2 separate regions of the Mus musculus genome follow, and region 1 is linked to region 2. A link is a loop called in an ENCODE intact Hi-C map of the cell type or tissue named here. Cell type or tissue: gastrocnemius. All regions are shown on one strand. Each heading gives the region's core, and the rest is flanking DNA. Links, peaks and the distances in the headings are about the cores only. Region 1 holds the start of Tapbpl (TAP binding protein-like). Region 2 holds the start of Iffo1 (intermediate filament family orphan 1).

The links. Hi-C counts contacts between places; a loop is a spot of excess contacts. Peaks named below come from ENCODE experiments on the same cell type or tissue, not always from the same donor. Only the 100,000 strongest peaks of a DNase experiment are listed, where the experiment ranks them.
Region 1: a loop joins it to region 2, with 1.9 times the contacts of the local background. A loop is called at or near these places in 3 of 42 quality-filtered maps.

The regions. Positions count from the first base shown.
Region 1 is chr6:125,220,948-125,235,179 of GRCm38, forward strand. Tapbpl (TAP binding protein-like) reads right to left here and starts at 10,913. Exons shown (of 7, transcript NM_145391.2): 1 at 10,587-10,913; 2 at 9,608-9,850; 3 at 9,198-9,470; 4 at 7,116-7,454; 5 at 5,544-5,849; 6 at 3,917-4,003; 7 at 3,258-3,762. The coding sequence starts at 10,650. The coding sequence ends at 3,719. It overlaps Cd27 (CD27 antigen), which reads right to left. Exons shown (of 6, transcript NM_001033126.2): 3 at 13,568-13,747; 4 at 13,307-13,369; 5 at 12,695-12,814; 6 at 11,675-12,484. The coding sequence ends at 12,363. It overlaps E130112N10Rik (RIKEN cDNA E130112N10 gene), which reads left to right and starts at 10,322. Exons shown (of 2, transcript NR_015604.3): 1 at 10,322-10,407. It overlaps Mir8113 (microRNA 8113), which reads right to left and starts at 13,865; the gene lies at 13,737-13,865. It also overlaps Vamp1. In gastrocnemius, for the core only: no CTCF peak of the experiment used is centred there; DNase peaks (open chromatin) are centred at 10,341, 10,519 and 10,815; H3K4me3 peaks cover 2,638 bases; H3K27ac peaks cover 4,122 bases.
Region 2 is chr6:125,137,754-125,152,492 of GRCm38, forward strand. It overlaps Nop2 (NOP2 nucleolar protein), which reads left to right. Exons shown (of 16, transcript NM_138747.2): 10 at 1,887-1,974; 11 at 2,053-2,193; 12 at 2,782-2,921; 13 at 3,037-3,126; 14 at 3,283-3,405; 15 at 3,521-3,749; 16 at 6,248-7,000. The coding sequence ends at 6,888. It overlaps Iffo1 (intermediate filament family orphan 1), which reads left to right and starts at 7,471. Exons shown (of 9, transcript NM_001302779.1): 1 at 7,471-8,276; 2 at 11,836-11,896; 3 at 11,988-12,083; 4 at 13,632-13,772. The coding sequence starts at 7,504. In gastrocnemius, for the core only: a CTCF peak has its summit at 7,480; DNase peaks (open chromatin) are centred at 6,608, 7,465, 8,007, 9,221 and 2 more places; H3K4me3 peaks cover 4,435 bases; H3K27ac peaks cover 4,829 bases.

The sequences.
Region 1 (14,232 bases), core at 6,233-14,232, 86 kb after region 2:
TAATGAAAGGCCTGTCCCTCCCTTGTTGTTGATCACGAGAAATGAGAGCTGCATGGCAAGACTCCCAGGCTGCCACAGAACACTTTCCTCCACACTACCCTGTATGTAACACGGGGGGAGGCAGGAGGGCCTTTCCAGAGTTAGAGAAGTCCACTGATCCCGCAGCTCAGTTTTGGATAGGAGGGTCCAGGCTGTGTTGGTGTGCCGTTGCGCTGCTGTGCGGCATGGGCCTCGCATCCGCAGCTGCCTGCCACTCTTCCGTTAGTTCTCCCTGCAGCCGCTGTGCCCATCCATTCTGCATTGCCTCCTGTCTTTCACTCCCTTTGCATGCTGTGTTTGTTGGAGCCGAGGATAGGAGCTGCACAGTCTGTCTCGGGGGCTTCTTCTAGTGTCATGATAGGATCCCGCATGGGACAAAGCCAGGTGCCCGGCGGGTGGAGGGCAGGGTGGGAAGAGGAGGGCAATGTTCTCAGACCTCTATTCCTTCTGTGCTCTGGTCCACAAACTGGAGGAGGCAGGGCCGTGCTAGGCCGGGGGTCCACTTCCCACGCAGCAGCCTTTCGTTCTGCAGAGCCATCGATCCTTCCTTTCCCTTGGCCCATTTTCCACCTTCCCTTCGTGCTGCCTCAGGGCAGGGCTGAAGAGCTGGAAGAAAGCAGTCAGTGTAGCCTCCCAATGTCCCCCGAAGGTCTCCACTCTGCTCTGGGCTTCCCTTTGCCTAGTGCAGGGAGCCATCTCTGGAGAAGAAGCAACACTGTCCTTGGTGTGTCCCAAGCCTGGAGCGTATGTTCCCTGTTGGCCCACCCAGCCCCAGCACGGGAATTATTTCCTGGGTTTCTGTCCATCTAAGGCTTAGGTGTAGTTGGCATTCGTTCTTCTGGGGGTGTTAGTCCTTCTACTTTCTATCTCACCTCACCCTGAACCCCCTTCTGTGTCTCTGCAGTCTTCTCTCCCTCCCACCACCCATGTGCATGAGCAAATATGCAGCTAACCCTGGGACTTTGCAGTCAGTTGAAGCCAAGCTTCCCACATCTCCTCTTTGTTTGCCATGGGATGATGTGGGGCTTCCATCGTGTCTGTCATTACCTCTGTCTCTTTCCTAACCCAGTCTCACAGTTTATGTATAGTAGTAAGAGTTGTACTTCCACCAAAGGCATGTGACATATTTACCAATCTCATGTATTCTCAACAAAGGCGAAAAATACAAATTCCTACCACAACATTGACTTGATTGTTGTTTGGGCTGTGCTGGGGAGGGGGAGAGGAAGGTGGTGTCCTATGTTGGCTCTAGGCCAGAAGGGCTGATGTGTGTATTCTTTGTTCTTCCTGGAGATTAAAGTCTCTGTGTTGGCAGCGGAAGTGGTCTGTGTCTTAGCCTTCATACCTGAAACAGCCAGGCTTGCAGGTGCTGGTGAGAGGAAGTGCTGACAGGAAGCTGAGTGGGCACCAAATGCTAGCAGACAGCTGCAGGCTTTCTCAGCCCCTCCCAGGCCTCTCCACCTGCTTGTCACCTCTTGGGGGAGGCTTCCAGCCCGTACCTCCTTGGTCCTCATGCATGATTTGTTCCCCTCTTCAGCTTCATTTCTATTTTCTTTAGTTTTTCAAGACAGGGTTTCCAGTGTGCCCCATTGTGCTTGCCTTGTAAGTAGATTCTCCATACTAATTCTTCTGAAATAGCAAGTTCACTTCAAGATCTAGTTCTGTTTATTGTATGCGTGTGAGTGTTTGCATGTATGTATTTACAACATGTGTGTGCCTGGCATCCAGATCCTCCCCAGAGCAACCAGTGCCCCAGCCACGGGGCCATCTCTGCAGCCCTTCCCCCACCTCCTTTTAAGACATTGGTCTGTTCCTAATGTCTGCAAAAACTAGCTTCTAAACCCAGAAAACCTTCCCCCCACCCACGAGACAAGGTTTCTCTTTGTTGCCCTGGCTGCCTTGGAATGTACTCTGTAGACCAGGCTGTCATCAAACTCAGAGAGATCCCCCTGCCTCTGCTGCCTGAGTGCTGGGATTAAAGCATGCACCATCATTCACAACTTAATTTTTAAAATCTTAATTTAGGGCTGGAGAGTTGGTTCAGCAGTGAAGAGCACTTGTTACTTCTGCAGAGGACCTGGGTCCAATTTATAGCAGCTATATGGAGGATCACAACCTCCCACCCCGACCCCAGCCCTCTGTGTGTCCCCGGGGATCTGACACTCTCTCCTGGTACCAGGCACACAGGTGGTGTACATACACACTTGCACACAAAACACTCAACACACATAAAATGGTAAGATAAATAGATCTACTAAAGAGAACTCTCAGAGGACCTAGGTCTCGTTTGCAGCACCCACATGGCCACTAACACCTGTAGGTAGCTACAGTTCCAGGGGATCCAGGGCCCCGTCTGACCTCTGCAGGCATCTGGGTGCGTGTGGTACACATACACACAGGCACACTCATGCACAGATATTTTTAAAGATGCATTTGTTTTTATTTTATGCATATACCTGTTTTTCTAGCATGTATGTGTGAGTACTACATGCATGTCTGGTGCTTTAGGAAGACAGAAGAGGGCGTTAGACTCCTGGAATTAGTTACAGATGGTTGTGAGCTACCATGTGGTTCTGGGAACCAAATCCAGGTTGTGTAGAAAATCTACCAGCGCTCCTATCCACGGGTTGCTATCTCTCTAGCCCCCCACTTTACTTTTGATAACAGACATCATAATTCATGGTCTTTATAGGCTCGGATGCACTGTATCCATAAGGTATTTCATAGCAGTGAGCACAAGGAAGCTCTCGTGCAGCTGAGGGAGTGTTGTATAACTCTCCCAAAACTCCTGGCAGCTGTCTGAAGGGTCAGAACCCTAATATCTGATGATGTAACGGTGCAGATGTAGCCCAGGGCCTCTGCTTCGTACCTTGAAACAACGAGTTGGGAGTTGGAGCAGCTAGGAATGTTTTGGAACCAACAGGGAGAGAGAGAAGAAAGTGCGCTGTAGTCACAGCATGTTTTTATTTTGACAGTGTTGGCATTCATGAGTGGTCACAGCCTCTCCCGCTTCCCTCACTTTGATCCTTTTTCTAAGAGAATTTTTTTACATCTGACTTTTTTTTCATTTACTCATTTTACATTCCAATATCAGTTCCCTCTCTCCTTCTAGTACCTCTGCATGAAGACCCACCCCCATTCCTCCTTCCCTTTCTCCTTTGAGAAGGAAAGCCCTTTTTAGGTAACCCTCCCCTGTGTGTCCCCCCACCCCCGATTTCTTTTTTTTTCTTTTTTATTAGATTTATTTATTTATTATATGTAAGTACACTGTAGCTGTCTTCAGACACTCCAGAAGAGGGAGTCAGATCTCGTTACAGATGGTTGTGAGCCACCATGTGGTTGCTGGGATTTGAACTCCAGATCTTCGGAAGAGCAGTCGGGTGCTCTTACCCACTGAGCCATCTCACCAGCCCCCACCCCCGATTTCTTAATACCTCACATAGATGGTGTTAGCTTCCACTTTGATAATTCTGCCATCCTCTTGTCCTGTCCCTTTTCATCAGCCCAGGGCTCTCTTCTCAATAGCACAGAAAGCAGAGACTTGTACAGTCCAGGGCCAGTACTGCACTCCCAATGTGCTGGCACCTTCAGGCCCAGCTCAGCCCCACACCTCACACGGGGTCCTTTAAGTAGCCAGGATGTGGAGTACTTTACTTTGTATTCGGAGGCAGGCAGGCGGCTACCCAGAATGCCTCATAGGCCTGGTGGACCTTGATGAAGAAGCTGAGAGAAAAACGGAACAAGATTGTTTTCAATAGGGATAATTCCAAAAGCAGATGTTGGGGGTATGGTAGAAACATCTGGAACTCAGCACACTGGACTTCATCCCTGGTTTGGGTGGGCAGATACCTGAGAGTAGGTTGATCTACAAACTCACCTTGCTGTCTGTGAAGTCCCAGAAACAACAACAGCGCAGAAAGGAAGATGATGCTGGCAAAGATGACTCCCAAGGTTCCTCTCTGCTCTGTGGGTGAGAATGAACACAAGACCACATGCTGAGCCCTCACCCTCCAGTACCCCTCCCCTTAGGAGGGGAGCTCTGGCCTGGGTGCTGTGAATCCTCACGGAAGGACGGGAGCCTGCCCACGCAGCAGCACTGCACTTGTTCAAGACTCTCAAGTTTGTGTGTTGCTGTTCTGCCTCTTACTCCATCGGGGCTTTGTTATTCTGAGACAGGGCCTCATGATGTCCAAGCTGGCTTTGAACTTAGGAGTCCTGCCACAGCCTTCTAGTGCTGTGTTTATAGGCACACCCCACTAGACCCTATTCTATCTCAGGACATTTGAAAATGTTTTACAGAAGAGAATGAGGCTATCTCAGTGACTACCAGCAAATAGCTGGGGAATGATGTGAGCCAAAACAAAAGGCAAGCTTTGGGGAAGCTCATAGTCTAGCGAGCAACCAAATAGGTCTGGAGCTCTTGGATATTTCATTGTGAGGTGCACATCCTTTCCTGCCTGAAACTGCAGCATTCTGTGGCCTTTGGGATGAAGTGTGTGTAGATATAGGGTGTAAACACGTAAGGGCTTGCAGCTTGCCTTTTGGTTATAGTGTCTCCTTTATTGTATATTGGTAGAGAACCTGGGGCAAACTGCTCAGTGTCTGCAAATGCCAGCTTACTCATCTGTAAGATGAATTCTGGACATGGCGATGGTGTCTGTAGTCCCAGCTATTTGGGAGGCTGAGTAGGAGGGCTGCTTGGCAGAGGAGTTTGAGGCCAGCCTGCTCAGGAAGACCGGTTTCCAAAAATAAATGGGAGGTGTAATATGTGAGATCACCCTCAGAAGCTCTTGAGTATATTGGGGGTGGAGAGTTGGCTAAGAAGTCAAGAGTTCTTGTTGCTCTTGCAAAGGACCTGGGTTCCAGTCTTAGCAGCCACATAGTGGCTGACAAGCATCTGTACCTCCAGTGCTAGGGGATCTGATGCCCTCTTCAGGTCTCCATGGGCATTGCTTGCCCATGGTGCACTACAGCAGGCAAACCACGCAAACACATAAAATATTAAAGTTAGTGTAGAAGCTGACTTTCCAATGCTTGGTCATATGGGTGTGCAGATGTAATCGTCTTAAGTATCATTGCCTCGTGCCCTTTTTTGCACACACCCTCAGGCCCCTAGGTTTTCTGTAGACTCTTGTGTCGTTTGGTTTTCATATGGACTGTGCTTCCAGTCTTAAGGGCTTCCTGCTGAACTTGGGCTGGGCTCAAAGGTCTGTTTTGGGTCTTTTTCCCTGTCTGCCTCAATTTGTCTCTCTAGCTCCTATGGGAAGGAGCAGCACTCCTTTACCTCTGATACCCAGCCCAAGCTTACTCATCTCATTATTTGGAGGCTGGGGATTCATAGTGGTAGAGGATGCCACTCTGGGAAAGATAAAGATAAGATAAAGAGTGTGCAGAAGGTGGAACTGAGGAAACGCATGAGAATAGCACACAGCCAAAGATGACCTGTAAGCAGGGGAGTCCCAGCCTGAATACAGACAGGGGAGGAGAGAGGACACCCCCAGTACCTGGATTTGGCAAAACCCTCATGCTGGTTGTAAGGGGCTCCTCCAGGGAGACGTGGGCGACTTGGCAGGTGTAAGTGGCACCTGTGGGGCCTGGGTCAGCCATCACCGTGGAAGAAATGCTGTAGGTTCCCATCGTGCTCTGCCTGAGGCTGGAGAAGGAGGCACCAGAGACTTGGGCTGGAATTCCACCCAGCTCCTCTCGAATCCACGTCACTCCCACATCCAGAGGATAGTAGCCGGCAATGCTGCAGACGAGGGAAGGCAGAGGATCCTTGTTTGCCAAGTGCAGTTGTATTTTGGGGGGAGCTGGAGAAAGAACAAGGAGTAAGATTTTAGAGGTATCCGACCAGAGCCCTCAGAGGAGCCTGCAGCCTCTTTAAGCGTGAAGGTATGTTATAGAGACGGAAACTCCTCAGTGTTTCAAGATGTTGGGGTGAGGGCTCTTCCTGGACACAGATCTTAAAAGGCTGGGAATTCAACCTAGGGCCTTATAAGTACTAGCAAGTGCTATACCACTGAGCCACATACCCTACCGTTTGGTTTTCTCTTTTATCACCTCTGCAAGCCAGTGATTGCTCATTGAGTTGAGAACTGCTTTCTGCCTGTCCTTAATTGGCTGTTGCCGCCATTAGGAAGTGCTAGGAACATAAGATGAAGGCCCTTGTGGCCGCAGGTCTCCAGAGCAACTAGGAATGAAGCACGCAGGACTGTCTTTACAGTGGGAAAGATGTTTTTAAAAAACCTGTTCTAAAATCAATCAAAGAAACAAAAACCCCCAAAAACCTGTTCTTCCATCCACAAAGCTGAAAATTGGAAGTGATTAATAGCCTGGATCTGTGTTATCTGTTGGTCCAGGCCATACCAAGCTCCTCCAACCAGGACCAGAGGTGGCTGGTGATCTAAATGACCCTTATATTATCTGTATAACCAGGGGGCTCCCCCAAGCTCCCAAAACCAGGACCAGAGGTGGCTGATAGCCCAAATGACCTCTACACTATCTGTATGACTGAGAACATCTCAGAGCCTTCCCTAAAGCCCTAAAGCTAATACAGGCTTCCTATCTTTAGAACCCATTTTCTTGAAAGAAATGACATGGACTCTAAGTCCAGTTTTGATGTAATTACAAGGGACTGTATTATACCAGCATAACTTTTCCCCCAGTTATACTGCGTTTAAGTTTGTTGGGGATAAATCGCCTTGTATCAGACTTCCCAAGTCGGATCCAGGTTGAAGAAGTTAATCTGAACCAAGGTTTCTTTCTCCCTGTGATTGACTTCCTTGCCTGGACACCTGCAGGGTCCCTCTCAAGGAAATGGTCCAGGGGACTGAAATTACAGACAGCTAGCCCAGGGTTTTTATTCTGATGTAGTTATTTCCTGGGGGTATTATCTTGGCATTCAGTGAGACGCCTTATCTGATCACCCACACCTCCAGAATGAAGATGGTGTTTGGGTTGTGGGAATGCATTCCTTCTCTGAGGAAATTTTCTCTGGGGTTGGATTCTAGTCTGGGAAACATTCCCATAGGCATCTCCCTCTCCCTTATCCCAGAAAACCCAAGGCCTGTCCTTACCCAGGATGTTAAGTGGCATGATCTGTTGAGCTTGATACAGAGAGGTGGAGATCTGGCAGATGTAGTTCCCCTCATCCTTTAGAGTGAGGTTGGGTAAGGTGAGAGAGGCGTTTCCAGCCCTGAGTAGCTCCTCAGGCTCCAGTGTAGCGCCCTTGCGCTTGGCCTGCCCCTGCCCTGTCTTCCAGCTGTACACCAGCTGGCCGCTGCCTTTATGCTGCAGCCGCCACTCCACGCCAGTGAGGTCCAGGCCTGGTGCCATGGAGAAACTGCAGTGCAGGGAGACAGAGGACCCCAGCAGGTGGTTCAGGGTTTGGGTCTCTGATGTCACCTGGAACTCCACTGTAGAGAGAAAGAAAGGGTGACTTACAGACTGTTTCTTCCTTAAGGTCACCTGGCCTCTGAGCCATGGACAGACAGCTCCGGCTCCCTTCCCTGGACAGTGGTACTGAGTTCATTTCCTGTCCAGTGGAGCCATAAATTAATGGTGCAGCAAGGCACACATGAGAGCCTAAACCCACAATCTTCGTGGTTCAGTCCCTCCAAGTGCAAGGACTGCAGATGTGGACAGTACGTCCAGCTTCAATAGTCACGTCTTTCCATGAATGAAATACTGTTAAGTCCTGTGTGCACTGGACCCTTGTTACTGTGAGTAGAGCACTCCCCAGCCTTGATAGGCTTTTGGGATCCTTGGTTATTGTGAAGCAGAGTGGCCTTGACTTTCAGCTATCAGCCCTAACTGCACATGGGAGCATTTGGGGGTGAAGTGTTGTGGTCCCTACAGCCTAGTCAGTCCAGGGGAGGATATCTATGTTAGTCGGGTAGAGAGGAACTATGACAGCTGACGAAATAGGTCAGAAATAAGTCACGGCTGGGTGGGGGTATGTTGTTTCATTTATTTGTAGATCTGAATAAGTTCAAAAAGGGAGAAGCACTAAACTACCCATGGCCAAGGATAGGAGATGCTGAACATCTTTTCTGATGTGGCAAGGCACATTCAGAAAGGACTGTAGAGCCGGAGGGTGTGGTAGTATATGCCTGTACCATCAGCTACTAAGGAGGCATGACAGAATCACAAGTTTCCAGGCCTGCCAGGGCATCTGGGTGAGACCCCTGTTTCACAATAAAACTGAAAAAGGAATTGAAGCTGTAGTTTAGTAGTAGAGCTCGTGTTTAGCACAAGGCTCTAGGTTCTATCCTCAGTATGGGACAACATAATACTAAAGGCTAATGTTTTAGGGGTTTGCAGGGATAGGAGAGGGGCCCCCTCATCGTCATCTTCTGTGGACTTGATTTTCTCCTTTTTGGAGGCAAAATAATGAACTGGACTCTCCAGGTGCCTGTCAATATGTTTCCTCTTGGTTTTGAACCTGGTAGGAGGTACTAAGTGGGAGAGAATGAGGAATGGGCTCACTAGTAAGAGCTACTGAGCACTTCTTTCTCCCTGTGCTCTGCTGTAATTGCCATGAAGCACCAGACCAGACTCCCTCTCCCTGGGAGGAAACATGAGTTTGGCTAAATAAGAGTGTAGTGACATGTGTAGCTACAGTGTCCTCATGTGTTGCTTCCCCACTTTGGAGAAAATACCTGATGATTATTATGTTTTGATGCTTGCTCGAATAAGGATCTCCTAGCATCCCCTCTTCTTGACTCAGGATATTTTAGAAAGAAAAGATGAAGCTCTATGGGTACCTCAGGAGGACCTGTGGGATATTTGTTTTCTTCCTTCTATCCCATCTCTAACCACAAAAGAAAACAAAATACCAACCAACAAACCAACCAAACAAACAAAAAACAAATTAAAAAAACAACAACCCCCCCCCCAAAAAAAAAAAAAAACCAAAACCAAAAAACCAAAAAACTATCTTGGGGCTATTGAGATGGCATAGTGCATAAAGTGCTTGCTGCCAAGCATAGTGAACTAGTTCAATCCCTGGAAACCACATGGTAGGTTCTATAAGCTGTCCTCTGATCTCTACCTATGTGCTGTGGCATGTGCACACGTATGTGCGCATGGACGCGCACACACACACACACACACAATAATACAAAATGTTCCTGTGCCACTGCATTTTGTTTTCTCACCTTGAGTCTTCACTGTGCCCTGGGCACTCAGAGGTAGGTTCAGTGTAGGGTGCCGGACAGCTCCAACTTCAGCATCTCTTAGAGTCTTCATCACCATGGAGACACTGGGGCCACCTCTAGAAACCTGCATGTTGCTGATGAACCAATGTGCTTTCTCAAAAGTGGCCTCTTGTCTGGCCTGGAGGAAATACTTGGAGATCTCGCAGGTCACTGCCTTCCCGCTGCAGTCAGCATGGAGCAACGCCTCTGCCTGGGGAATCTGTACCAAGTCCACTGGGGAGAAGGGCAGCATACAGAAGTAATGTTGGATGGACAACGCCAGACCGGGGGGGGGGGGGGGCAGGCGTGGGTAGATAGAACTGGGAACGGGGCTGTTCCTGTGGAGGAAGCCTAGGATGGGGAGATTTTACCTGAGGCCTCAAAGATAACAGGTGAATCCTGTTTGGTCTCAGTGCTCCCCTGGAAATCTGTGATGCCTTCCAGGGAGCCATCATCCAGCACTGGTACCTGCTTCAGCACAAGCAAGGCCCTCTCCCTGTCCCCACTGCTGGCAAAAGCCCCGCGGTGCCTGTCTTCTGTCACCAAGAAGCAGTCTAAGATGATGTCCGTGGGCTGCCGCTGTCTTTCTGCTGTGGTGGGCGCTGTGGGAGGGTCTGCAGGGAAAGTGGAACAAGCACCCTCGTCCTCCACACTCTTCCCACCCCTTCACCAAGCCCCGGGCTGAGCAGCAGGTAAAGGTGCCTTCTGAGCCCCGCTGTCCTGGTGTCATCTATAAACCCAGCTTCTGCTGAGGCACCTGCTACTCAGGCAGCGGCTCTGTGAGTTATTTCAAGTCCTAGATCTGTCCTGATCAAAGCCAGAGGGGTTTATGCTTTGTATTTCTGAGTCTCAGCTGTGGGATGCAAGGGAATTTCTGGAAAGGAATTCTCAGGTTAAAAAAAAAAAAAAAAAAAAGGAATAAGAAATACTGCCACAGGGGAGAGGAGCCAAGACACTGCTGTTCCTAGGGACATTGACAACCTTTTTCTCATCACCCAACTTTCCCAGAGGCCTCTGCTTTCTGCCATAGCCACGCCCACCAGGAGTCACCAACCCAATGATTTCTTAGCCTGGGGAGCCCCTTCCTCTTCTAAGGATTCAACTCAGGGCAGTGAGCTGTCCCACAGAATGCTAACACCCTGCCTTCCCATCGAGGAAGCCCCCCTTTTCTGTGAGTTCTCTGCCGTACCCCTCTCCAAACTGGTTCCGCATGTTGTGAGTGCCGCACTCATTTGCTGGGCTTAGCAGACAAGCTGGTGCTGTTCTGAGAAGGTGGCTTCCTGGGGCTCCTTTAGCTTGGCGCTTCCTCCCCCCCAGTCCCCCAGGCCCCAGCCTGGTCTCCGCACTCACCAGTCCCTGCTGCCCCAGAGACAGCCAAACAGAGCAGCAGATACCAGCTGGGCTCCAAGCCCATGGAGGCTACTCTCAGGCTCTTCCTTGCTGGCTGCCTTCTCCACAGTTCCCCTGCTAGTGATCTCTGGCTGAAGAGGGGGTTCTGTGAGCACCCTCACTTAGCACCTGTGGTCTCCGTTCTCTTATCGTTTCTCTTTCACTTTCACTTCAACTGCCTCTGTGGCCGCCCGCCCGAGGCCAGTAATGGCTGCAGCCAGCTCTGCTTTCTGTTCTCCCTAAGGTCCACCCCGCACCCAAGAAATCCCCAGGTGATTTCAAAACCTGGTATCACCACATCAGCTTTCCCATCAGCCCCAACTATGAGAGGGCTGGAGAGGGGGTGGAGCCAGAAGATAGATTCCCCGGTACTCTGGACCCTTCTTCCTTTCAGTCCATGTTAAATCCTTTGGGTCTGCCCTGGTGACAACTCCCTGTTCAGATCTGTGATCGAACAGACGAGATGGGGTGTGGCCTAGTTCTAGGATTGGAATTTTAGGAGGCTGGACAGCTATGTGAAGTCTCACTTTTAACTTGTATTTGTGTATATGCGGTGTATACACTTGTGTGGGTGAGTATGCCCAGCCCTGCCTGTGTGTGGAGGCTCGGTGAGGGCACTGGGTGTCTTGCTCTATTACCCCACCTTATTCTTCAGAGACAGGGTCTCTTTCTGAACCTGGAATTGTTTGGTAGCCAACAAGCACAGCAGTGATCTCCTGCTGTCTCTACTCCAAGCCCCGCCCTTGTCACACCACTTAACCCCTTGAATTACAAGCTCAGGGCCACACTGAGGGATTGTTTGTTTGTTTGTTTCAGTTGTAGGTGTGCGTATTTGAAGTTAGCATTTACACTATCCTTCTTCCTAGTTCACTGTCCCTTCTTTTTTTTCTTCTTCCTCCTCCTCCTCTTGTTCCCCTACCCTCATTCTGTAGGAAGGGGAATAGCACATGGAGAGTGTCCATAGCTGGCTTGTTACTAGAGTCCCTGGGCCGTAAGGCTTGGCTCCGGGTTCCAGTGTTTGCCTGCACAGAGAGAAGGGACAATGTGTATAGAAGTAGACAAATGAATTTATTTATAGTTTTAGCTCAACTGAGAGAAAGTCTCAGCCTCAGCTTTCCCACAGCACTGTCACAACTTACAGAGAAGACAGAACCAAGGCCAGGAAGTCTGTGTGTCTGTAGATAGTGTCTCTCACGGCAGTCAGTCCTTCTGGTACCAGGGCACCTGCCGGTGGCTCATTCCATTTTTTTAAAAAAAATTATTATTTTTAATCGTGTGTGTGTGTGTGTGTGTGTGTGTGTGTGTGTGTGTGTCCGTCCTGTGTTTGTAGATGCCAGAGGAGGTCAAAGGTGTCAGACCCTCTGAAAGTAGAGTTACAGCTGGTTTCGATCCATTTGACAGTGCTGGGAATCAAACTCTGGTCCTCTGGAGGAACACTTCGTGCTCCTCACTGCCAAGCCCCCTCTGGAGCCCTTGGTGAGCCATTTCCACCCCTGGCATGTAGTTTTGTCAGCTGGACGGTTTCACTTAGAGTAAGTGTGCTTTATAGCTAGAGCCTGAGTCTCCCCAGCTTGCTGGGCCACACACTGGGATCCTGCTCTTGTCCCTGTTGGTCTCAGAAGGGCAGTTTGTTGAGTATTCACAGGAAAGGGTTCTGATGACCATGACAGGGGAGCAGGCCACCATTGAGGTCTCTGTGGATGGCCCCTCGTCAGAAAGGGCCCCACCAGCACCCGGTCAAGGGTAGAAAGCAGGCTCGGGTTTCCGGTAGTCCTCCTGGATAGGGATAGCACTGCCCTCCTCTTCCCTGGGGCAGCTGTAAGGACAAGGCTCTTCAGGCACTGCCTGCCGGTCTTCATCTGTGCAAACACAATCGGTCAGCAGTGGAGAGAAGAAAGGTGAAGGGGAGAAAAGAGGAGAAAAGCCCAAGTGGAGGGCTGAGAGCTGGGGGGCTTGGGGAGTCTGGGGGAAGGACACTTGAGGAGCCAGAGTAGGTGGGTGGAGTAGGTGTGGGGGCTTTAGGTGTGGGTAGCACAGCTGAGAGACAGGAGGGAAGGCCTGTGTCTTACTTGGCCCGTGGTTTCTTCTTTGATGGAAGAACAAGATTGCACCCAGGACGAAGATAAGAAACATGCTGGAGAAGGTCACAAAGATCCGGATGCAGTCCGAGCTGCACAGGGGTCTATGGGCTGTGACGGGCAAGAGCACACCGAGGCTTTGGAGGGGCATCTCACCCTGGACCCTTAGCCCTGTCTGTCTGTCCTTTTCCTGAGTAACCCTGCCCCTGTTGGACCAGTCCTTTCTCTCCTAATCTCTAACTAGAGTCTGCTTCCCCCTCCTTTGCCTCCAGCTCTGTCTGTCTCTGTGTCTTTCTCGGAGTCTAGTTTAGTCCCTTGAGACAGGATTCCTCCCTGACCTGGAAGCTTGCTGGTTTGAGCTCTGCTGGCTCTGCCTCTGCCTCTGAATGTGAGGGCTACAGATACGAGCTTCCATACTCTGCTTGGTTTTCCCTGTGGCCCTGGGTATTATGTCACCCTTGTATAGCAAGTTATCCACCGAACTTTCTCCCCAACTCTGTACCCCTCTCCCTCACCCAGCACCTAGGGGTTTCCCATGGCTGTTCTTTTGGCCTCTTTCCTCTGTGCTTTCTCTGTGGAGTGGGGATTAGGAAGACAACTCACATGACCGCTGGCTATAGACAGTCGAGTTGGGAAGCTGCCTGTGTAGGGGCCAGGATGGCTTCTCTGGAAGAAACAGACAGAGCGAGTCACAAGCAGGAAACCTCCCAGGATGTCCCAGGCTTTCCTGTGATTTTGCAGGAGTCAGACAGGAGGAAGACATGCTGGCCCAGAACCTAGCTAGGGGTAAACACAGACTGGGCAGTGCTGGGTAGGCAGCCTTCTGCCTTGTCCCGACTGGGTAAGGAGCAGCCTGCTGCATACCTGTGCCATGAGGTAAGTGGGTGGGTGGTGGCTGTGGGCTCGGGGTCTCAGATGGCTGTCTGGTCAGTGCAGGGTTTAGAGGAGGGTCACACTCTGTACATTCCTGGTCCCTGCACTGCCAGTTCTTGGAACAGCTGCACTCAGCATTGGCAGTGACTGTGCAGTTGCGGATAAGAAAACCTTGGGAGAGAGGAGAGCCAGGAGAAACAGGACACCACAGATCTTTAGAGACCTGGGGTGTCTACTTGCCCCTGACTCTCCTGAGACCCCCGAGACTCACTCACAGGGTATGAATTTCTTCCACTCCCCGCGCCTTACCTATTTCCCCTCTGCCCCTCCCTCACCCCCACCTGCCCCTCCCCTGCTGTCACCTGCCCCTCCCCTGCTGTCACCTGCCCCTCTCTGCCTGCTACCTTTCCCAGGCTCAGACACAGAAACTGAAAGTAGAAAAAGATTATATGATTTTCTTTCCTACTCACTACTACTTTAAAGCTTTTAATTATTGGCAATCATATACTACCCACCTCTCAAGACAGGTTTTCTCTGGGTAACAACAGTCCTGGCTGTCCCTGAACTCACTCTGTAGACCAGGTTGGCCTTGAACTCAGAAACCTGTTTGCCTCTGCCTCCTGAATGTGGGGATTAAAGTTGTGCACCACCACACC
Region 2 (14,739 bases), core at 3,381-11,380:
TCTGGCTCACCCGTGAATCACCCTGCCCAGTTGTAGCTGGGTGTGTTCTTCAGACCTGAGAGTGCCTTGTTCCAAGCCTGGCCCCCAGGCCTGCGATCTGTGTGCCTCTGTGCTGCCTGCGCCTGGGATGCGGCACCAGCGTGGGGAAGAACTGCGACCTAGGGGATTGGAGGGAGGGCACCAGGAAGCCGAGAAACGATGCTCGCCCCAGGAAAACATAAAAAACACACAAGAGTAAGATTTTATTCTTACACAAGGATTCGGGAGCCCCAGGTTAAAGACTTTGCTTCTAGCCAGGCAGTGGTGGCGCATGCCTTTAATCCCAGCACTCGGGAGGCAGAGGCAGGCGAATTTCTGAGTTCGAGGCCAGCCTGGTCTACAGAGTGAGTTCCAGGACAGCCAGGGCTATACAGAGAAACCCTGTCTCAAAAAAACAAAACAAAAAAAAAGACTTTGCTTCTAAAATCAGTAGTGTTAACCTTGCATACTGTCTTAGTCAGGGTTTCTATTCCTGCACAAACAATCATGACCAAGAAGCAGTTGGGGAGGAAAGGGTTTATTCAGCTTACACTTCCATACTGCTGTTCATTACCAAGGAAGTCAGGACTGGAACTAAAGCAGGTCAGGAAGCAGGAGCTGATGCAGAGGCCATGGAGGGATGTTACTTACTGGCTTGCTTTCTTATAGAACCCAAGACTACCAACCAGCCCAGGGTTGGCACCACGTACAGTGGGCCCTCCCCACTTCCAGCTTGTGTCAAGGTGACACACACAACCAGCCAGTGCACATACTGTTTGTTTTTTATTGTTGTACTGAGCTTATTTTACGTGTTTTATTTATGAGTATTCACCGTGTGAGTGTGTGGGAGCTATGGATTGTTGTGAGCCACTATTTAGGTGCTGGCATCCAGTCCAGAACCCCTGCCACAGGGACGGGGCTAAGCCATCTCCAGCCCTGCGTATTGTAGTTTCATGTTTTGTTTTTGAGCCAATCTCACTATGTAAGCCCTTGCTGGCCTTGAACTTACAGAGATCACCGGCCTCTACCTTCCAGGGGCTGAGATTAAACGTTTTGTTTCCTTCAGGTTTTGAGGCAGGTCTCATGAAGCCAGGCTGACCTAAAGCTTGCTTTGTAGTACAGGTTACCACTGAACTTCTGGTCTTCCTGGGTTTGCCTCTGGAATGCTGGGCTACAGGCATGTGCCATTGGAATGCTGGGCTACAAGCATGTGCCTCTGGAATGCTGGGGCACAAGCATGTGCCTCTGGAATGCTGGGCTACAAGCATGTGCCTCTGGAATGCTGGGGCACAAGCATGTGCCATTGGAATGCTGGGCTACAGGCATGTGCCATTGGAATGCTGGGCACAAGCATGTGCCATTGGAATACTGGGCACAAGCATGTGCCATTGTGCCTAGTTTTATGCACTGCTGGGGAGTGAGCGCACATGCTGGGCAAGCACTCTACCCACTGACACACGTCGGGGTACCCCAGCAGTTCTTCCTGTATCCTAGCTCTAGACGCGATGCCCAATTGGGCTGTGTGGTTAGATCCGGTAGTTTACATTTTTAATCCCAGCACTTGTGAAGTTGAGGCAGACCGCTCAGGCTACATAGCTATACCCCATGTCAAAACAAGGGTCTTGGAGGACGGGCTAGAGTGGCTCAGTGGTCGACCCTTTGTTCAGGCTTTACAAGGCCTTGGGTTCCACGCACGCACTGTAGGCAGATGGCATATGGATGGTATAAGGGGGCAAGATCTGCCAGGTGAATCTGCTGGCTGTCATGAGAGCTGTGCTTGGAGCTGCAGTGCAATGGACCAGGTTCTCCCGCATGGCTGTCTTGGGGGTAGAATATCATGGTTTTGACATCTCCCTCCTTATTCTCAGGCTCTGATCAATCGTGGGGTTAATCTGGATCCACTGGGGAAGTGGTCAAAGTCTGGACTTGTGGTATATGATTCTTCAGTGCCTATTGGTAAGTGTCCCCAGCTGGTAGCTAGCCCTTCTGTCCCTTCCCTCTGCCAGCATGTCACACCATGGCCCTCCTTCACAGGCGCTACCCCTGAGTACCTCGCTGGACACTATATGCTGCAGGGAGCTTCCAGTATGTTGCCCGTCATGGCCCTGGCACCTCAGGAGCATGAGCGGATCTTAGACATGTGCTGTGCTCCTGGGGGGAAGACCAGCTACATAGGTATGCAAAGGGCAGGCCGGGTGCAGGCGTCTGCCTGTACTTCAGAAAGAATCTAGATTGGTGACACCTTAAAGGTGATCCAGTTTGGTATGCCGTCACCTCACAGAAAGGGAGGGGCAGTTGGAACAGGAAGCTAAGCCTCTTCTAGGAAATGGAAGAGCAGGAGACTGAGCCAGAAACCTGGAGTTTAAAATTGGGGAGTTAGGCAAGGGGGCTGGGCTGTGGCAGAGTGGCAGAGCAGTTTGCTTTAGCGTGCACAGACCTAGCATGCACAATGCCCCTCGCAGAAAGGGAGGGGCAGTTTCTGCAATCTAGGCTCCAAGTTCAGCTCTGTCATTTAACCTGTGCCTGGCCTTGGTTGACTTCTGATTTTGTTCTCCCTAAACTGGGGGTGGGGGTGGGGGGTGAGACGGGGACCAGAAAGATGGTTAGCAGAAGGGGAAGCCATGTGGATGGACTTAGTACTGGCTGTCTGGGCAGAAAGGAGTTGGCCTTGGAGGGATGGGATTGGGCTGGGGAGGAGGTAGTGGGTGTGAGGCAGAGGAAGTGCTGCTGAGCTGGCTGGCACTCCCTGCTCCCTGCCCCTAGCTCAGCTGATGAAGAACACAGGAGTGATCCTTGCCAACGATGCCAATGCAGACCGGCTCAAGAGCGTGGTGGGCAACCTGCACCGCTTGGGAGTCACCAACACCATCATCAGCCACTATGATGGGCGCCAGTTCCCCAAGGTGGGCTCTTGTCTTTCTGAGGCTTGCCCTTGGTGACATCACTGTGTTGTGCTGTCCTTATGAAATTAGAAGTATTGCTTGCAGCAAGCATCAGGTTGACGGCTCCTTTCCACAGGTGGTAGGGGGCTTTGATCGAGTGCTACTGGATGCTCCTTGTAGTGGCACAGGAGTCATCTCCAAAGACCCTGCTGTGAAGACGAACAAGGTGAGGGCCTGGGCCTGGGCCTGGGCCTGGGGCCGCTTGAGAGGCTTTGGCTGATCTTGTGGGGCTGGAGTGTCATGATCAGAGAAGACCCCGTAGGCAGCCGCTCCGTTCCTCAGGCTGTCTCATGAAGTCCCTCACTCCTGGTCTCTTGGGCAGGATGAGAAAGACATCCAGCGCTGTGCCCACCTTCAGAAGGAACTGCTGCTCAGTGCTATCGACTCAGTGAACGCTGCCTCCAAGACCGGAGGCTACCTGGTCTACTGCACCTGTTCCATTACGGTGAGACCTCTGCGGGGGCAGATGGCGGAGGCTGCTGTGGAGGGCACTGGACTCTGAGAGCTCTCTCAGCTCCACCTGCACGGCCATCCTTCCTATTTGTCCTTTCCACATCCAGGTGGAAGAGAACGAGTGGGTGGTAGACTATGCCTTGAAGAAGAGGAATGTGCGGCTGGTGCCCACCGGCCTGGACTTCGGCCAGGAAGGTTTTACCCGCTTCCAAGCAAGGCGCTTTCACCCCACTCTGCGTTCCACCCGGCGCTTCTACCCTCACACTCACAATATGGACGGTTTCTTTATCGCCAAGTTCAAGAAATTTTCCAATTCTATTCCCCAGCCCCATGCAGGTAATCTGCTCTGCTCTTCCCTACCACCACCTCCTTGGCTCTCTGTCTTTTTAGTGTGTGTGCGCGTGTGCTATATGCAGCATGGTGCATGTGTATGCAGTGTGATGATACATGAATGCATGTGTGTACAGCGTGATGCATGTGTCCGTTGTGTATGCAGTGTGATACATGTATGTATGTGGTAGAGTTGTGTTCATATGCGTGTGAGAGAGCTATAGCTCAACCTCAGCCATTGGCCTCTGCTCTCCACCTGACTCGCTTATGTTGTATCGTGTGCGTGTGCGTGTGCGTGTGTGTGTGTGTGTGTGTATACGCGTGTGTGTGCGTGCGTACGCACCAGCACACCTATCAGAAAACACATGGAGCTCAGAATAATTTGGGAGTTGTCACCTTCCACCACGTAGTCTGATCAAGTTTGGGCTTGATGGCAGACACCATTACCTGCTGTTTTCACCTCACCATCGCTACTCTTTAAAGAAATGTTGTTTAAAATTTCCCACTACCACCACTTTCCCTCCCAGTGAGTCCATTGAGTGTTGGCTATGTGGATGGATGTGGGACCATCTACTGGAGTGTGAGTAACCTGACAGCCTCCCATCCATCCCTTAGGAAACCTGACTACACCCCCAGCTGCAATCAGTTGCCAGGTACTCCTGAGATAAGACTGGGACTTCATGCTCTACTCCTCACAACACACACACACCCTACTTTTCTCTTTTAGTTAAACTGTCTGGACCACAGACACCTGGGATCAGCCTGCAGTTCTGCCTTCTGGGTTTTTGTTTTCACTTGGATTGGCAGTAGCTAGATGTCGTGTCCTCCCCCCCCCCCCCCCCCCACACACACACACACACACTTTGCAGTGTGGAGAGCAGAGGGTACAGCATGGCAGGGAGAGGGGAGCTTGGTGTTCCCCTCAGCCACTGCACTTGGAGGAAAGACCCTATCCTCTCAGCTGCAGTTGTTCCTGAGCCCTGAGCCTCGACTGTGCGGGTTGAGGGGGACGCGTCACATACTTCTACCAAGAGCCCAAGTGCATTCCCACTGCAGGCTGTGCTTGCTTTTGATTCTTGGCTCTGCTGGCCCAGCATCTCTGCACTGGATTGACAAACTGCAGAGCTCTGGCAGGTCATGGAGCTTGTGGCTGTGCAATTTGTTTCCTCAGGCATCCTCCTGTTGGCCTGCAGCTCGGGAGGGCGGGGTGTTCTGAAACAGAGCTCTGCCTGCCTTGGGTTAGTCGGAAGGGAGGAGAAGAGGGCCTGAGTAGAGTGGGTAGTTTCTGGCTTGGTTTTTGTTTTTTGGGTTTTTTTGGTTTGGTTTTTCGAGACAGGGTTTCTCTGTGTAGCCCTGGCTGTCCTGGAACTCACTCTGTAGACCAGGCTGGCCTCAAACGCAGAAATCCGCCTGCCTCTGCCTCCCGAGTGCTGGGATTAAAGGCATGCGCCACCACGCCCGGCTGATTTTGTTTTCAGTAGCTGCAGACTTAGAACATTGCCAGGTAGGTGCTCTGCACAGTGCAAAAACCTTAAACAGCACATTTTAAGAGGCAAAGGCATCTTTTGAGTTTGAAGCCAGGCTGGTCTCTATGTAGTAAGTCCAAGACCACCTAGGCTACATAGCAAGACCTTGTCTCAGAAAAACCCAGGAAAAAGCAAGTTTTGATATAAGTGAAGTCCATATTTGATGATGTTCTCATTGATACTAGCTAGGTTCCCCACATTGCATGACAGTCTGAGATAGGACAAGCGAGCAAGTGCTTTAGGCTTGCTTTAGAGCCTGGGACTTACTCCTTAGAATGTCTTGTTATATACTGCCCTCCTGAGGGAGCAGCTTCCTCTGAAAACCTGACAAGAAGAGTAGTAATCCCTTAAAACGTGTGGGGCAAATAGTTTCAGTAAAAACCATGAACTAGTGTGAGTAGTCAGTTTTTGGGCACTATCCTAAGGTGTGGGCCTTCGTTATTGTTTCTTTGGATTTTGGTGGGTTTTTTTTTGTTTTTTTGCCAGGTTTTTTATTATTATTATTATTATTATATGTAAATACACTGTAGCTGTCTTCAGACACTCCAGAAGAGGGAGTCAAATCTCATTACAGATGGTTGTGAGCCACCATGTGGTTGCTGGGATTTGAACTTCGGACCTTCAGAAGAGCAGTCAGGTACTCTTACCCACTGAGCCATCTCACCAGCCTGGATTTTGGTGTTTGAAGACCGGGTTTTTCTATGTAGTCCTGGCTCTCCTGGGACTGGCTCTGTTGACAAGGCTGGCCTGGAACTCGGATCCATCTGGCCCTACCTCCTAATTGCTGGGATTAAAGGCTGTGCCACCACCACTGCCTGGCAACTGCCTTGGTTTTTGTTTGTTTGTTTTTTGAGACAGGGTTTCTCTGTATAGCCCTGGCTGTCCCGGACCTCACTTTGTAGACCAGGCTGGCCTCACTCAGAAATCTGCCTGCCTTGTTTCTTAATGATCAAGCCATCTGTTTAATTTTTACCTCAGGAAACTCGGCAGCAGCTACCCCTACAGAGCCTGACCTGAAGGATCAGGTCACCCCAAAGTCTGAGAACGGTAGTCAGCCCACCAAGAAAGCCCGTGGGGCTGTGAAGGCAAAGCAGCAGTTGCTGAGACAGCCACATTCCAAGAAGCCCTTCCAGAAGTTGAACGGCATCGCCAAAGGGCCAGGCTTGTCCACTGAACCTTCTGTCCCAGATGCCCAAGTGTCTACCAGGCCCAGTCAGTCTGCTGGGAATGCTGACGTGAACAGCAAACGAAAGAGGTCTGAGAAGCTGAAGCAGCGGGGACCTAAGTGGAAGCCCTCTAAGGAGGCTGCTGTCCCAAAGCCGAGCGCCCCTTCCAGGGTTGAGGACTCGAGAACACCTCCTGTGCCGACTCCCTCTGAAATCCGTGCTGCCCCAAGGCCTAAGGACTGTGCTCCATCCCTTGGGGAAGCCAAAAAGAAACAGAAAGGAAAGCAGCAGTTAGCACAGCAGCCTGCTAATGGAGCTGCTCCCCTGAAAGAAGATGCTGTTTCCAAGGGACCCTCAGCCCCCTTTGTGTCTCCCCACAGTTCCACCAGGCCCCCACCAGCAAAAAGGAGGAAATCAATGACAAAGGGCAACAGCCAGCCTCTGTTGTCTTAAATGGACTTGGAAACTTGACATTGTCTCTGGGTTGGAACTTTTAGATCCTGATGCAAGGCTGGCCTCCCCCTGTGCATACATATGAAATTTAATATACATATTACCACTCCTAGTTGCTGTTGTGTTTTTTGAGGGGACTGGGTACTGGCGGTTTGTAGGAAAGTGGGCCTGGGTTTCTCTGGGGAGAGACAGTTGTGCACTATTCAAATGACTATTCAAATGGTAAATTTCTCCCTCCATTTCTTAGTCTTCATGGGAAAAAGTAAAGGAGTCCGACCCAGGGTACCAGGTAGAAGAGAGGGCAGTAGGGAAGACTGTCTCTAAAGAGCCAGAGGTCCTGTGCCTACAGTCAGAATCTTAGGCTGTGGCTCCCCGGGAAGGGCTAGTCTGGCTCCTGCCGGGGTTGACCCCACTCATGGGGCCTCAGACCCGGGAAAGGTTCAGCGCTGATGCCCTAATGAGGGCCTTTCATTGGCCCCCTCTGCTCCCTCCCTTATGACCTTTGCCCTCCTGCCGGGCTATCTGATTGGTCACTCGTATCCCACAAGCATCTCATTGGCTCTTCTCCTCACCCTCTGCTGCACTGGTCTCCTTCTCCCGGCAGAAGGCGCAGCCATGAATCCGTTATTTGGTCCCAACCTCTTCCTCCTACAGCAGGAGCAGCAAGGCTTGGCCGGGCCGCTGGGGGACCCTCTGGGAGGTGACCACTTTGCCGGGGGAGGGGACTTAGCCTCGGCTCCGCTTGCCTCGGCCGGCCCCTCTGCCTATTCGCCTCCGGGGCCTGGTCCGGCGCCCCCCGCAGCCATGGCTCTCCGCAACGACCTAGGCTCCAACATCAACGTACTGAAGACCCTGAACCTCCGGTTTCGCTGCTTCCTAGCCAAGGTGCACGAGCTAGAGCGCCGAAATCGGCTGCTGGAGAAACAGCTGCAGCAGGCTCTAGAGGAGGGTAAGCAGGGCAGGCGGGGCCTGGCCCGCCGTGACCAGGCGGTACAGACCGGCTTCATCAGCCCGATCCGGCCCCTGGGGCTGCCCCTGAGCTCCCGGCCGGCCGCCGTGTGCCCCCCATCAGCGCGGGTGCTGGGCTCGCCCTCCCGCTCGCCAGCTGGACCCTTAGCATCCTCTGCCGCCTGCCACACATCATCCTCCACTTCCACATCCACTGCCTTCTCCTCGTCGACCCGCTTCATGCCTGGCACCATCTGGTCCTTCTCTCACGCCCGCCGGCTTGGACCAGGACTGGAACCCACGCTGGTGCAAGGGCCTGGCCTGTCGTGGGTACACCCTGACGGGGTGGGCGTCCAGATCGACACCATCACCCCTGAGATCCGTGCCCTGTACAACGTGCTGGCCAAAGTGAAGCGGGAGCGGGACGAGTACAAGCGAAGGTAGGGACAGGGTTCAAGACATGCCCCACACAGACACGACAGGGGCAGGGAGTTAGTTAGTGAGGGTTCCTAGAACGGAGAAGTGGGGGGCGGGGGGTGGGGGGCGGAGGGCAAGAATCGTGTTAACAAGAGTTGAACTTCCTGTGATGATGAAAAGTGAGGAGCAGGGAAAGATTTGGTTGCAGGGACCCCAGAATCCACAGACAGTTCTCAAGTCAGACTGGTGGCTCGAAGCCTTCTAGAACACTGGGAACTGATGCTTTCTTCTGGCATGTCTCCCTGTCTTATGCAGGCTGCAGTGTCTGCGTGACTCTGCTAACTGTGGGGTGTTGTGTGGTATGAAAGGGAGACATCCGAGAGAGCTCTGCATCTGTGGGTCTTGGTTGTCGGGCCAGCTTCAGACCTTGGGGGCAATTTCAGGACATAAACTCCACATATGGGGTGAAGGATGCGGCTTTAATTCTGGAGGCAAATTAAGTGAAGTTGGAAGGAGGTAGTGAAGGGCGACTGTGCCTGCCCAGGGCCTCCTCTAAGGCATGTCCCCAGAAGCCAGGTCTCACCCTGGTTCCATACAAGAGGCTCAAGGACTCCGGAAGCTAAAGATATTGCTTGGAACAGTCAAAACACACAGGAAAAGAGAGAAAGGGTATGGGGTCTCCTAGGACAAGGAGAAGGGATGGCTGTCATAAAGCTGGTGGGGGCGCTCTATCAGAAGAATCTCCAACCAGAACCAAGTAAAAAAAAAAAGTTGGGACATGGGCACGCCCTACAGAGATACAGATCGGCTATCTCAGGACCAGCACTGTGTGTTCTGAGGGTGAAGGTTTGGCTTTCTGAGAGGAACCCTGTCCCCAGCAGGTTAACATAAGAGTTAAGAGGAAGGGATGTCACATTGGAGTGCTGGCTGTTTACCAGGAGGACTCCCTGGATGGCTGGTAACCAGGCAACAGGACAGGGCCACAGGCAGAGAGAGTTTTCTCAAGGCTGACCAGGCCCTGGTTGAGGAGGAAGTTGGTGGCGGTCAGAGGGGAAGCCCAGATTTGGAGGCTCCAGTGTCTTACCTAATGTGACCCTTTGGGGGATAGCCTGGTCTGTGTGTGCAGGCCAAGGTGGCAGGGATCGCTATCTGGTTATAGCCGTGTGTGAGGACTATTTGGAGGCCCTGGAAACACTTTGTAGGCTCTGGGTGACCTTCAAGGGTTGGTGATCTCTTAGCATCCCCCAGATCGCATGCATCAGCAGGCTTCCTGAAGTTCAATCCTCACCCTGGCTTCCATGACTGTGGCCCATGTCTTTGGGTTTTTAGTTATCCCAGCCTCTAGGCACCGCCCAGGGCCTGCCCGCACCTGCCTTCTCCCCTGAAGGGCTTAACAGCCAGTGGAGCATGGACAGTTCTGGAGTTCTGCTCTAGTCCTAGGAACAGCTGCTCCTCTCCAAGCCATCTTTTAAAACAGAGACTGTTTGTCCTTGGTGCAGCTGTCTTGGGCAGCAAAGAGTTATCCTTGGGGACTGGTTAGCTCATCACTGCAGCACAGGGTCGTGCAGAGGGCCCGCGGCTAGGATTGCATGGTACACGACACTCGCCCTTCCACCCCAGTGCCCCCTCCCTCCTTCTGAGCTCCTCACACCGTGCCCCCACACCCCACTCCGTTAGCCTGGATGGCATGCAGAGCTTGATTATTAAACTGGGCGGGATGGAGGCCCCGCCACCCCCTAGCTCCTGTCTTTAGCTCCTTTGCCTGGGTGATATTTTTCTTGGGGCTCAGTTTTTCCAGTAATAAGGATGCTCCTTGCTCTTTCCCTTCAACTCAAATATAGGATTTATTTGCAGGCGAAGCCTTTGGTAAATGTAGTAATTATGAAATTTGCCCAGATTCTACCCAAGTTATGGGAACCTTGCAAAAAAAACAAACAAACTGAGATTTGAATGCAGGCCACACTGCACCCATCGGTACCTGGCTGGAGACCACTGCGGGCATCTAGATAATTCAGATTTCTTTCCCTGTATGAGCCATCTCATTAAGCATCATCTTGCCTTAAACTTGCTCGTGTTTCACTGGGATTTATCAAGTTCATCCCTGACGCGTCTTGGCCAGGGTCGTAACCTCTTGTCTATCCTATGGGCTTTTCCTCTAGAGACTCACAGACTCTAGGCACACAGGATGCCACATCCCATACTTGTAGAGGAAGAAACCAGAGCCTAGCAAAGACAAAGGTCTCATGTAAGAAAACGTGTAACGTGAGGTTATCAGACTCTGTCACTGCTGGAACAGAGGGAGAAGCAGGCGAGGGGGAGTGCAGGGCTGGCAGGAAACAGGATAAGAGGGTGTGAGGGAGGGCCACAGCTGAGCTGCATGGTCAGCTGCAGGGTGGTGGCTAGGCTGGCTGCCTCTTCCCCTGGCTGCCTGGAGTTATTATTAGGAACACTGCAGTGCGGCTGTAGGTGCTGGACATGGGAGAGTCATAGAACCCGAGAGGGCGAGGGAGGGGCAGGAGCAAGGAGAGAAGGGGCCCGAGAGCTTAGTCCTCCTGACTGCAGAGGCTGTCCTCGGCTGCCTCCTCTCCATGGGTCTCATTTCGAGTCTTCTTCTTCAGCTCCGTTGCCCTCCTTTCTGAGGCCAGAAGAAGCCTGTGCAGGCAGAGTGCAGGCGGAAGTGATGAGATCACGCACACAGGCATTGCCTTGGGTGCTGAACCTGCATGGTCAAGCAGCACCCCAGCTTCCATCTCCATGACGATGGAATGTGCACCTAGCCCTGGGTAGCGAGCGCCCCATAGTCACTGCTCCATAGCAAGTGCCTTCGGCCTGCTGACAGTGTGGGTCTGAGCTCTGGGTGAGAGATGCTGTACAGCTTGGCCGTGCCTTCTCACCCACTCACGGTTCCCTTTCCCCTGCGTGCGGTTATTCAGCAATAGCTAGCTTCCCGTGCCCACTTTTTTCACGCTGCTGGGGGGACATCACGCCAGCCCTGTGACCTTCTTAGAGCTCACTTCAAGGGGCTGGGTGGGGAAGGACTTTGCTCCCAGCCAGGCTGCTGAGCAGCTCTTGACCCAGCCTGTGTCCTGCAGATGCTTTCACAGGAGGCAGGGCACAGCCTAACAAGCTCTGGTCTGTGCGGGCAGGAGCGGGAGACCGGATCTGTGCCACTGAAGGTGGGAGACTGGGTCATAGGGGGGACATGGTGGATTGGTGTGTGGGCAGGAGGTGGGGGATGAGACCAGCCAGACAGCTGGCGGAACCGGGCCGGTGTGGGGATGGGTACTGCAGAGGCCCAAGTGGTAGCAGTTGTTTTTAAATATAGTTCTTGGTACGTGGTCCGGAGGTTCTGGGCAGGCAGTTGGTGAGCTCAGCCCTTGCCAGGAAGTGTGGAGCCATTCAACAGCTGCAGCTGCCCCCTGGCCGGCCGCCTGTAAATTCTTGCTTCAACCAGTTCCCATCTAGGGAACCAGACCTGAGGTCTGAAGCCTGGGCCTGAGACGGAGGGAGGGACAGGAGCTGTCACTGTCACGGCAGGAGGGACTCTAGGCTGTGTTCTCTCCCCTTCCCAATGTCTGTCAGGTGGGAAGAGGAATACACGGTTCGGATACAGCTACAAGAGCGAGTGACTGAGCTCCAGGAGGTGAGGGCAGCCACCCCACAGCCCCTGCATCCCTGTCCCCACCCCATGGCTTTTCCCACACTGACATCATGTCCCCGTCTCCTGGCTGTAGGAGGCCCAAGAGGCCGATGCCTGCCAAGAGGAGCTAGCCATGAAGGTTGAGCAGCTGAAGGCAGAGCTGGTGGTCTTCAAGGGGCTCATGAGTAATGTGAGTTCCTGCCCTCCTCCCCCTGGTCCTCGCCCCTTCCCTTCCTCCCTGGGCTTTGCTCTTCCCCACGGTCTCCATTGTTGCCCTGTTGTAAAGGAGGAGGCTCAGCCTCATGGTTGGTCCAAGCCATTAGCGGAAGCAGACTCTCTGGCAGCTCACACCTTAATCCCAGCCCTCGGGAGGTGGAGCCAGAACCATCAGAAAGCTGAGGGGTTCAAGTCCAGCATCAGCTATGTTTAAAAAAATAAAATGGGGGCTGGTGAGATGGCTCAGCAGGTAAGAGCACTGACTGCTCTTCCAAAGATCCTGAGTTCAAATCCCAGCAACCACATGGTGGCTCACAACCATCCATAATGAGATCTGATGCCCTCTTCTGGTGTGTCTGAAGACAGCTACAGTGTACTTATGAATAATAATAATAAATAAATCTTAAAAAAAATAAAAAATAAAATAAAAAAATAAAACAAAATGGGAACGTGCACAGCTCTGGAGCCGGCTGCCTAGGCCCAGGTGTGAATTCTGCCACTCAATAGCTGTCTGGCCTTAAAGCTCTTCCTTCCCCACCAAACCTCTTTGCTTCATCTGTGGAATGTGGAAAAGCGCAGGAGGAAGGACATCTCAAGGTCGCCTTGAAGCAGATGATGCCCCTGGCTGGTGTGTACTGCTAGACAGTGAGACAAGTGTCATTTATTATCTCTCCCCAACCCCAAACCCCCTGGTTCTTCTTTTTCTTTTCTTTTCTTTCTTTTTTTTTTTTCTAGACAGGATTTCTCTGTGTAGCCCTGGCTGTCCAGGAACTCACTTTGTAGACTAGGCTGGCCTCAAACTCAGACAGAAATCCACCTGCCTCTGCCTCTCAAGTGCTGGGATTAAAAGCGTACGCCACCACTGCCCGGCACCCCCTAGTTTTTCAAAGCAGTCTTACTCTGTATAACAGCCCTGGCTGTCTTGAACTTGCTCTATAGCGCAGGCTGGCCTTGAACTCTTGTTTTGTTTTGTTTTTGTTCGTTTTTTTCGAGACAGGGTTTCTCTGTGTAGCCCTGGCAGTCCTGGAACTCACTTTGTAGACCAGGCTGGCCTCGAACTCAGAAATCCACCTGCCTCTTCCTCCCAAGTGCTGGGATTAAAGGCGTCCGCCACCACCGCCGGGCTAGCCTTGAACTCTTAGAGCGGCCCCTGCCTGCTACCCTAGTGCTGGGATGGAAGGCATGTACCACCACTCCCTGGCTGTCTCTTTCATCTCTGGAGATTTACATTCAGGAGGATATAAAGAACTGTTGTTGGTTTAATGGAGGCCCTGCTCGTCCCAGACTAGGCGGAGCCCTCCCAGGTCTATGTGGCTGGGTGTGAGTTTCATGAGGCTCCTGATGGATGCGCCAATGTGGTCGGATGGGCCCCTGAGAAAAGGGATGCTTCATCCAGCAGGTCAGGGCTTCGTGGAGGAGGTGACAGTGGTGTACTTGGAAGGATGAGGATTTTGCTGTGGTTTTATTGGTTCCAGCGGGGGTACTGGGTGTCTCCTCACTGCTCCTGATGTTCCCGGTACAGAATCTGACAGAGCTGGACACCAAGATCCAGGAAAAGGCCATGAAAGTCGACATGGACATCTGCCGCCGCATTGACATCACGGCCAAGCTCTGTGACTTGGCCCAGCAGCGCAACTGTGAGGATATGATCCAGATGTTCCAGGTGAGAGGCCTGCTGGCCGCCCCCTCGGGCGGGGCTGGGCAAGGGAGAGACGCTCCTATCATGGCTGGCCTGGATCTCAGGTCCCGCTGCCCTTCACCCTGGGACACATCTCGTCACCTGGGGCCCTTGGTGGGACTAGGCTGGGAGGCAAGGAACAGCCTCAGGAGAGAGGTTTTGGAAGCCATGTCTAACTCCATCTCCCCCTCCCCCCTCTCTGTCTGCTTCTCTTCTCTCTGTTCCTCTCATCTTTTCTCTTGCTTTCTCCGTAGAAGAAGCTGGTTAGTGTGACCTCACGCAAGCTTATTGTCCCAGTCCCTGTGTCTAAGCCACCCCGCTCTCAGTCTTGAGCCACTGGGCCCTTCCAAAGAGATGCCTTCTTCCTTTCTGTTTCTTGTCCCCTTTCGCCCCCACCTCCCCGCCCCCACCCCCGTTTTAGTCTCTTCCTTCAGCGGCCTTCCAGATCTGGATGTGATTCTAGCTCTCCCATAGTAAAGACACGCCTCTCATCTTCCTCGCAGCTAGAATTGGGTTCAGTTGAGTCCTCTAATGAGAAAGACTTCAAAACTAAAGCAAACCCAGTTCTTCCGTAGTTGATAAACACAACTTTTTGCTTTTCCTAAAGATTTATTTTATGTGTATGGATATTTTGCTTCCATTCTGTCTGTGCACCGCATGAGTGCCTTCTGCCCAAGGATACCAGAAGAGGCCATTGGATTCCCTTGGAACTGGAGTTATGGAGGGCACTGAGCCGCCACGTGGCTGCTGGGAATTGAACCAGGGTCCTCTGGAAGAGCATCCAGTGCCCTTAACAGCTCTCTGGCCCTTGTTAAACACAGCATCCTGTGGTCACCACAAGCCGTTTCTCTCCTTATCTTACTGGTCTACTTCCGTTTCTCTTTCTCCTTTCTTCGCCCGCAGCCTTGCCCTGTCCACGTGTGTCTGCCTGTTTCTGTTCCTGTCATGTAAC